Linked DNA regions of Homo sapiens: region 1 is linked to region 2. Evidence: chromatin contacts called from ENCODE Hi-C or POLR2A ChIA-PET data. All regions are on one chromosome and are shown on one strand. The core of a region is the stretch at or near the end of the contact, and the rest is flanking DNA. Distances in the headings are between cores, read along the strand shown.

Region 1 (4,763 bases), core at 1,345-3,844, 150 kb before region 2:
CCCATGATCCAATAACCTCCCACCAGGCCCCACCTCCAACACTGGGGACTACAATTCGACATGAGGTTTCTTGGGGACACAGATCCAAACCATGTCAGCAGTGGACCCATATGAACGCTATACATCAAAATTGAGGAACACTGAGCTTGGGGTATTCATCATTGGTAGGCTTTCTGTTTATTTCATTCCCAGGGATGCTATAATCAATTAGCCATAGTCAAAGATCCCTGCAGGTCAAGGCATTCTGGTGACTGGTACACTCCTGCTGACCTTAAAAGTAAATGTGTCCACCTTGTCTTCTGAGTTTAAGTGCTATGACCTGGCCTCTGATAATCTGGAAATCTTTTCCTCATATAATCAGAGAGCTTATCTTAAAGGTGGTATCCTCTATGGCTATACCTGGCCTACAAAAGAGAGCAATCGCAAATCTTTTCAAAACTGCAAGTGCATCTCTCACTAATACATTCCTCAGTGCCTTAGTGCAGGAAGTGTCGTCTTGGCCTCTTCGTGGAATATATTTGAGTATTAGGCTTGCAAGTCATACATAATAAATCCACTCTGACATTGTCATTTTTCCAAAACTTTTGGAGTCCTTTATCCACATTTTGCCAGGAAAACTCTGGCATCTGAACATCATTAAATATAGGCCATCTTTGAGTCTAAATTTCAACCAACTGACTAAACTACTAGAGCTGCCTCCAGCTGCACAAGCTAACATATTACATCGGTATATGTTGTAAATGCATCTATACTAGTGAATTCTGCCTAATTTAGTGTTATATTATTCCCTTTTTTTGTCTGACACCCTTAGAAATCTCTCCCCCAGGTTTCTAAAGTTTACATTGATTATATATTAGCAGAGACTTCCAAATCTTTTATTATTATTATTTTTACACAGAGTCTCCCTCTGTTGCCAGGCTGGAGTGCAGTGGGGCGATCTCAGCTCACTGCAACCTCTGCCTCCCGGGTTCAAGCTCTCCTGCCTCAGCCTCCCAAGTAGCTGGGACTACAGGCGCGCACCACCACGCCCAGCTAAATTTTTTGTATTTTTAGTAGAGACAGGGTTTCACCATGTTGGCCAGGATAGTCTCGATCTCTTGACCTTGTGATCTGCCCACCCTGGCTTCCCAAAGTCCTGGGATTACAGGTGTGAGCCACCGCGCCTGGCCGTGACTTCCAATTCTTTTGGCGTGTATGAGATGTCCTCCTAGGTTATAATGTGTACCTGTCACCAGAGCATGCTAAAATTTCACCCTAGCTATGTATTTAGTAGCCACAGTGAGTGGTTTTAATGGGTTAACATGAGCAGCCCTTTCAAGGCGCCTTTCCCAGATGAGTTACTCACAAAATTTCAAGCACAAAAAGACTAGTTTCCTCAGCTATAGGAGAGCAAACTAGTTCTCCTGCAAAGGAGTCTCAGAATAACTTGGGGGTTCACGATTGACAGTTTCACCTGGATTCAATTATATGTCTTAATTCTAAGTATCAGTATTCCACTTCTCCCTATTCAGTGCCACCTCCCATGAGAAACTTTGCAACACTGAATTTAACAGATCTCAGAATTAGCAACCTACACAAGTAAATTGAGATTTTGAGCAAAATCTCAGTAAAATGTCAGAGTCTTCTTGATCCCACAGTGAAAGAGGAATAAATAACAAGTTCTAAAGAAAAGAGGGGCTAGTCACTATTGTTAACATTTATTACTTACCATGTGTCATGGGCTTTGCTAAGTAATTTAAAGGCATCTTTTGGTGTCATGCACTCACTTAATTCCTTTCACTGCACTCAGAATAAACCCCAAATCTCTGTTATGGCCTTCTGGGTCCTAAATGGTCTGCACTCCTGCTGACCTCTCAGTTTGATGAGGAAGTTTCAGCCACACATATCTTCTTTCCACTCTTCTCAGCTTACATGTCACCTCCTCCAAACTGCTTTTCTAAAGTAGCTCACTCCCCACCTCATTACTTTCCACATCAAGACCGTGCTTCTTTATATTATCACCATATTATTTTACTTATTTTATGCTTTTTCATTGCATGTTTAGTATTTTTATTTATGTTTATTTACTGCGTGCTTATTATTTTTACTCCATGAGACTGTAATCTCAACTCAGGCATAGACCATCTATGGTTTGTTCACATTGCACTGCACCAGAAAGGATCTTAAGAAGCATGTGTAGAATTCTCACACCTCTAGAAGTTGGACTACATTATTTCCTACTGCTTTTTAAATAGGCAAACGAAAGCTTGGAGAGCCACGTTAACGTATCCTAGGTCTGTCACAACCAACTGGTGGCCAGGGTCTGTGGATCTTCAAGCTGGAGTTGGTCACCTCCTAGCACAACTCCATAGGAGGAAGTGAAGCTCAATACAATTCCCTCCTGTCCTCCAACGATAGGGGCAGCAGGGTCTGTACCCAGAGGAAACAAAGAGCATCATCATTATCATCACAAACTGGTGTGTGCTTACCGTATTGATGATGTGCCCAGTCCCCACCTTGCCTGAGACCAGAACTCCCAGCCAGCACCGGCCACGCACCCGCGGAGCTGCCAGGTAGCACCCGCCCCCTCTCTCTGCGCAGGCGCGCGCCTCCTGCTTCCGCTCGGGGCGGGGCTGGGCTCCCGGGGTAGGTCCGCGGCTGCTGCTGCGTCCGACCCCCGGCCGGCGCGGGTATGGAGCTTGGGGGTCACTGGGACATGAACTCGGCCCCGAGGCTGGTCTCGGAGACCGCAGAGCGGAAACAGGAGCAGAAGACAGGAACCGAGGCGGAGGCTGCCGACTCCGGTGCCGTCGGAGCCCGCCGCTTCCTGCTCTGTCTCTACTTGGTGGGCTTCTTGGTGAGTGCGAGCGTGGGGGCTGGGAGCAAGTGCTGACTGTGTTCGGGCCTGGGGACCCAGGCGGTTCTTGGAGCTTCCGGGGAGCTCCCAGGGAGTGGGAACCCGCAGTCCGCCTGGTGAGTGCCTCACTACCTATCAAGCTCTCCTCTTGCCCTATCACCCACTTCAGTCTGCATCTGGCCACACTGCTTTATTGCCCCTCGCGCTTTCTCTTGCACCCCGTTCGCGGAACGTCTTCCCTTCCCTGCCTTTTGAGAAGCCCTGGTACCAACCTCAGGTGTGACCAGGTGTTAAATGCTGTGGCAGGTGCAGCTTTTGCAGGGCGGAGAACAGGGGTGTGGGCAAGCTTGGAAAAGCCCAGCTGCTGTGCGGCTGCTGGTGAGGTAGGGACACGCAAGCCTTTTTACCAGAACAGGCAGGGGAGGCCGCTCTTGACCCCGCTTGGACAGATTTAGGCACATTTTCACTAGGATTCTTGGTTGACTTAAATATTAAAAAATGCAGATCAGAGTGAATTTTACCCATCTGCCTTTCGACAAACTGCGCATTGCACAGCGTAGGTTTGGTTTCATCATGATGTGTGTGCCTGTGGTTTGCTTTTTTACCAGACCAGGCTGGAGAAGCCGCTGTTGATGACCCCACTTGTACAGAATTGGGTGCATTTTCACTAGAGCTCTCGGTTGACTTGAATGTTTAAAAATGCAGATCAGAGTGAATTGTACCCATCTACCTTTGGACAAAGGGTGTGCATTGCACAATGGCGGTTTGGTTTCATCGTGTGTGTGTGTGTGTGTGTGTGCGCGCGCGCGTGTCCTGGTTTGCTCCCTGAGTGCTAATTTCCCACGTAGAATGGAAAGTTTAGTAAGCTGATTCATGGCATTTCTGAACACCTGCCATGTGGCAGGTGCTGCGGAGCTTCACTATTGTAATCCACAGTTCTGCCACAGAAGAATTCAGTCTTACAAGTAAGCTGATGTTGGTAGTTTCTGGGCCATTATCTGCAAGAACCCTAGATCCACCTCTGCACTCCTCCCTTTCCAAGGCTAGGCCTGATTCAGCCCTGAGTGTGAGCTAATCCAGTATCTTGAGGGTAAGGAAGCTGCGATAAGTGTCAATGGGAGAAGGCTGCCTTTGAGGCCTTGAAGATAGTATCTGATGGCACTGGGCCCTGGCAGGGAGTCATCGTTTTCTGCCCAGATGCAGATCAAGACCACCACTTCTCCCAGTTTCATGCACTCTCCATGCCACCACCTCCATGCAAGGCGTTCAGTTGGTAGCAACTCTATGTTGAGTTAATAGTTAAGATCACCATGAAAGCATGTTCATCAAATTGCTGCAAGCCCAGAAACACAAGGTCTTCAGGGAGGGCGGCTTTTTAGAGAGGATTTCTCTGCCTCTAGGCCATTGCAGGATCCACCCTCCAGCTCCATGCCTTTAACTTCAGAGACTGGCACTCCTTCTGACCACTATTCCTTTAATCTAGTAGTTCATTCTCAGCATGGGGATGCTTCTTCTACTTTTCAGTCTAGGCACCTAGAATTCACAACCAGTGAGTATGGGTGGTTCTTGGAGAGGAGTTGGCTGACATCCAGCCTTTTTAGTTATGGGTCCCAAGCTACTGCTGTCCTGTCTCAGAAGGGACTTGGGCTGGTTCAGCCAGATGAAAACATTTGAGCCCTTACCTGGAAAGTCCAGACTAGGGTTCAGAGAATTTGACTTAGAATTCAAAGTAGTTTTAGTATTAGAATAAAACAAAGCAATTCGCAGATCATTTGTTAAGGTCAGCCTTCCAATACAGATTTGAATATTCACAATTTATCATATGTTTTCTTTATGCTGTGTATTTGGCAAGTCTAATCTAGCAAGCCTGATACAGAATTTTAATAACTTTAATAATGTATTCAAGAGAACCATTAGGTGTCTCATA
Region 2 (4,805 bases), core at 1,802-4,301:
GCTCCTCTCTCAAACTACAGCTCATTCTATTGGCTGTGCTGTGTTGTGTTATTTTCTGTTCATGGATGTATTTTATCTCTCAACTGTACTGGAAATTTCCAGAGAGCCCCACACTGTGCTTCTTCTATGATGCATGCTGCTTTACAGATGTGCTGAGGCTTTGTGTTACCAGCCACTTCAAGAGGAAAAGTCTGGTTTTAGCAAATCAGCAATTAAAAACCAAAAAAAAAACACAACCCTTTGCAAGACATAATCCTGGTCTCTTTCAAATGTTAGAGATGAGTCTGAATACATTTATTTTTTCTTAATTATTTCATCATGTGTGCAACATACATTAAAGTCTCAAGAATATTCTTAAAATCTTTTAGGTGATTTATTGCTAGTAATAAGTTGCCTATATTTAATCCATAATTTGTTGGGCAATGTATTGCTTTTATCTTCCCAAAACTATCTCTTCCAATCTGGAATAGGTCTTTTGAGTTTTTTAAGAAGAGAAGGCCAGGCTGGTTTTGCTCTTACCTACGTGTTTGCAATGTCTCTGGAGTGAGGTGCCAGCACTTCATGATCTCCACGGCACCACCTGGTTCTACTGGTCGGTCTCCGTGGTTTTACCTCTAGGGAATTTTCAACTTTCCAGATATACAGATTCTAACCTATTTATTCTACCTCCTATGAAACCTTCTATAACACTTTAATCATACCATTGCTTTTTTAGATGTGCCTTTTTTTGTGTGAAGTGTGATAATCAAATCCACATGACAGTTTCAGATGGATCATTTTCTTAAGGGTATAAAGCTTATTCTGGGAGCATTGAAGCCTCAGCAAGGGAGAATTTGTTTCCCATGTGATTAGCACCTGCCCAAAGGACATAAATCATAACCAGGGATTAAATTAGACACCAAGGAAACAAGCACAACAGGGCTTAGCTCCTCGGGGAGGAAGCAGGGCAGGCAAGGGGAGAAACAGAGGCTGGGTCACGCAGCGCAGGTCCGGCCCAGAAAAAGAGCCTTTACACTAGAATTGGTTACAGAGTGCTGCAGTCTAAATGAAACACTCTGGTTTACCCAAGATCAAACACTTGATGTAGTTCTCAAAAATGTAGATTCCTGGGCTCCAGCACAGATCAACTAGATCACTTGAAGGAGAAAGGCGGAAGGGTGTATAGACATCTGAGCTTTTAAATTCCCCAGGTGATCCTTTTTAATTTTTTTTAATTTTTATTTTTTGTGGTTACATAGTGTATATATTTGTGGGTTACATGAGATATTTTGATACAGATGTGCAATGTGTCATAATCATATCAAGGTTAATGGAGTAGCTATCACCTCCAGCACTTATCCTTTGTGTTACAAACAATCCAGCTATACTTATTTATTTATGTATTTATTTATGTATTTATTTTGAAACAGAATCTCATTCCGTCACCCGGGTTGGAGTGCAGTGGCATGATCTCGGCTCACTGTAGCCTCCACCTCCCAGGTTCAAGTGATACTGCTGCTTCAGCCTCCTGAATAGCTAGGATTACAGGCATGTGCCACTACACCCAGCTAATTTTTGCATTTCTAGTAGAGATGGGATTTCGCCACGTTGGCCAGGCTGGTCTCGAACTCCTGGACTCAAGTGAACCGCCTGCCTCGGCCTCCCAAAGTATTGGAATTACAGGCATGAGCCACTGCGCCCGGCCCTTTTTAGCTTTTTTAAATGTACAATTTAATTATTACTGATTAAAGTCACCCTGTTGTGCTATCAAATACTCGATCGTATTCTTTCCATTGTTTTTGTATCCATTAACCATCGCTACTTCCCCCTCTCCCTCACTATCCTTCCCAGACTCTGGTAACCATCATTCTACTCTCTCCCCAGGTGAGTGATTCTTCTACCCACAATGAAGGTTGAGAATCATTAAGATAAAATGTTAGTGTAACAAGTAAGTATTATTTTAAGTGTGATTACCCTTAATCCCGAGAAAATATTTCATATGTCCAAATGTCCAGAAAAAAACTTTTTAAATCTTTCTACTTGTCCAATTGCTTCAATTGAAAGCCTCGAAAAAAAAGCAATTTAAAATCATGTGGCAAATCTAAGATGGCATAATCTCATATTTCTTTCAACTTTGGTTAAAGATACATTCTAGACTGTTGAGAGAATGCTTTCTAGTGTTTAGTTTGGACTTAAAGTAACCACTCTGAGTTAGTTCAAGTTCAGCCAAAATACTAGTTTAGACCAATTTTTGTTTTAGTTTGAATTTGTATGCTAATCTGTGCATTTCCTTTTAGGAAGGCTGTCCTTAGTATGAGAGGGAAGTCCCTCTTTCCCCAAAAAACCCTTTTAAGCCACTTTCCTGCCTGAAATTCACTTTTCTCAAACTTGGCTCAGATGCTGGTGTTCTGAGACATCTAACATACCAAAATGGAACGTGCTTGTTCTGAATTTTCCTACGAACATATTTTGATAAGCGGAGGTTGGTGTTGAGGCCTGGAGGTGGGCAGGGGCAAGCAGAGGAACAACAGGCCAGATCCTTTCGATGACCTTGGCCACTTCGTTATTTCCGCAGGACCAGCTCTGATGTTTTACCACTGCATTTCCCCAAACGAAAGAGAATAGCCATTTGAAGATAATGGCTGGGCACTCCCAAAATCGTAGCTGCTGGAGCTAAAGAAATCACTCACTCAAAACCTAGCTGTTTGTCTAAAAGGAACAGAGGCAAAGTTGTTGCAATGTACCCAGATAATAGATCAAACCAGGGAAAAATGATTAGTCCATAAAAGGCTTTTGGCCCTGACTGTATTTGCTATAGAGAAAAGAAAGGAGTTCTATTTCAGCTACCCTGTACCTCCTTCCTGAGCTAATTAAGGGTCACTCCGGGATCTTCAGAGTTTTCTTTGGTGGCTTCAGAGGAGAAAGATAGGAGGTGGCTTTGAACAAACAGGAACCTCACCCAGAAAGTCAATCTCATATTTCAACCTCAGTTCTTTTGCCAGCTAAAGCACCCGCATAGAGCTGGGAGTGGTCCATTGTGCCAGGGAATTCACCCTTAGGGAAAGACAAAACCTCAACAAGCAAAGACTAACAAAAGAATCTCAGAAACAAGGAGTCACACTGGCTTTCAGGGAGAAACACGCTCTGACTCCTCATTCCTTATCATTGAAGATAATAAGACCAAACATCAGGAGCTGGATCCAAAGGTGGACGGGTACAGTGTGTACTTAGGGATAAAACTTGGCCTTCCCCAGTTGTAGCCAGGGGTCGTCTGTAGTCTCTTGAAAAGCTTCTGATGACTTCCGAAGCCTTCCCTGCCTCTCTCCTAGCTTCCCTGTCTCTCTCCAACCTCACAGTGCTCATCCATCTGGCAACTCTTTTCATGGTCTTTGGGTGTCACCTAGTGATTCTGTCCTGCCACCCCCAGGCCTGAAGGCATCTTCGAGGAGGTTTGAAAAAAAGCCAAATGGAAAGGCAAACAAGCAGAAAGCTTAGCAAAGAGATTAGTTCACATTAAATAATGTGTGTTTTGCAGGGCTGCCTTGTGCATGGGAAAGCATTGTGGAGGTTTACTTTGGTTTTTAAAAGTTAATCATAAATGTATTATTATTATTATCTAGCAAATTTTAACAATCACCTTTAAAAGGGCCTTTGGCTAATGTTCTATCTACTTTACAAACAGGAAAACTCCTCTTAACACCTCAAACCGATATTTTAAGGTTAATATACATACGTTTAGGTTAAAACCTCCATAATTAAAAAAAAAACTCTTAAAATTTTGATGAATCAAACTTATAATTATTCAGAAATTTGAATTATCTTAAGCTTTTCATTGATATTTTTAATTTTACTAAGATGTCTACTTAAAAATCATGAGTCTTTCAATTGCTTAAAAATATACTTCAAATTGGAATTATGAGGCCAATCTGTTGTTTCTATCAAGTTAAAATTTTGAGTTATACATATATATGTAAAGAATCATGCACAGATTTCTTATTTCAAAGATATTAATACCATACATTTGATTCTCTCAAATATTTTCTATATTTAGTTTTAAGTCTTTCTGCCATTGAAAGATATTTTCCCATTAAGTAAACAATTATTGCATTCTACACCACTTGATGATTATTGTCCTGTGCAGTTTTAGGGGACAGCTTCTCAACTTGGCAAGTGTCTTAATAACCAGAGATTTCAGGCAGGACATGACTGATGTTTGGTTTGAGTCAAATGGGCTATATCGCACCTATTTGTGTTGGCTAAGTCAATTACTCCAATACTCATAGGAGGTCATCAGGTAGTCCAATCTCAGAATTAATTATACAATGACTAATTACATGGGAAAGACCTCCAGAAGTTATACAATAACCCAGAGGGTTAATTAGATTTTGCATTCCTTTGGTTCTTAAGATACATTTTTTTTTTCCATTTAACTCTAAAGAACTGTGGATCTGATATAATCCTCTACTCTGTTTCAAATATGTCATCTCTCTCACTGATATTAAATTATATCTGCTTAAATGTTGACTCTCCTCTTATGGCTTTATCTGAGTACTGGATCGCAGTTTTCACAGTCCTTCTGCTAACATTACCATTACATTGAGAATATGCTGCAAGGCCACCTAGACAGCTATCTGGGCCTGATTCATCCGAACATACGTGGGCAATAAGCTAGAGAAGTCCGTTGCTATAAGCTGAGCAAGTTCTCCATGCTACTTCAACTGGTCATTTCAGCCCTCATTCTTCCCCTGATATCCTTGCCATTGTTATTTTCCACAAGCCTTGTTATTGCCAGAAATGAATGCAGGGGACCATGTTAATCCGGAGCT

The links. A loop is a pair of places that touch in the nucleus more often than their neighbours do. ChIA-PET counts read pairs that join two places held with the same protein, here RNA polymerase II (POLR2A).
Region 1: a loop to region 2 is called in a map of Caco-2, with 2.7 times the contacts of the local background. The contact joins the promoter of SLC67A2 here to the enhancer-like site in region 2. A Hi-C loop is called at or near these places in 1 of 168 maps with a recorded cell type or tissue (Caco-2). POLR2A ChIA-PET finds 5 or more read pairs at or near these places in 1 of 52 experiments (activated naive CD4-positive, alpha-beta T cell).

The regions. Positions count from the first base shown.
Region 1 is chr2:102,734,719-102,739,481 of GRCh38, reverse strand. SLC67A2 (solute carrier family 67 member 2) reads left to right here and starts at 2,594. Exons shown (of 6, transcript NM_032718.5): 1 at 2,594-2,836. The coding sequence starts at 2,672. It also overlaps a transcript of TMEM182 not described here. RefSeq lists a silencer at 2,478-2,687.
Region 2 is chr2:102,584,502-102,589,306 of GRCh38, reverse strand. No RefSeq gene overlaps it. Among named protein-coding and RNA genes, the nearest start is that of SLC9A2, 33 kb to the left of the region's middle. Within about 2 kb of position 3,051, at least 2 of the 41 ENCODE cell types and tissues checked have a DNase peak (open chromatin) inside an H3K27ac peak, as active enhancers do.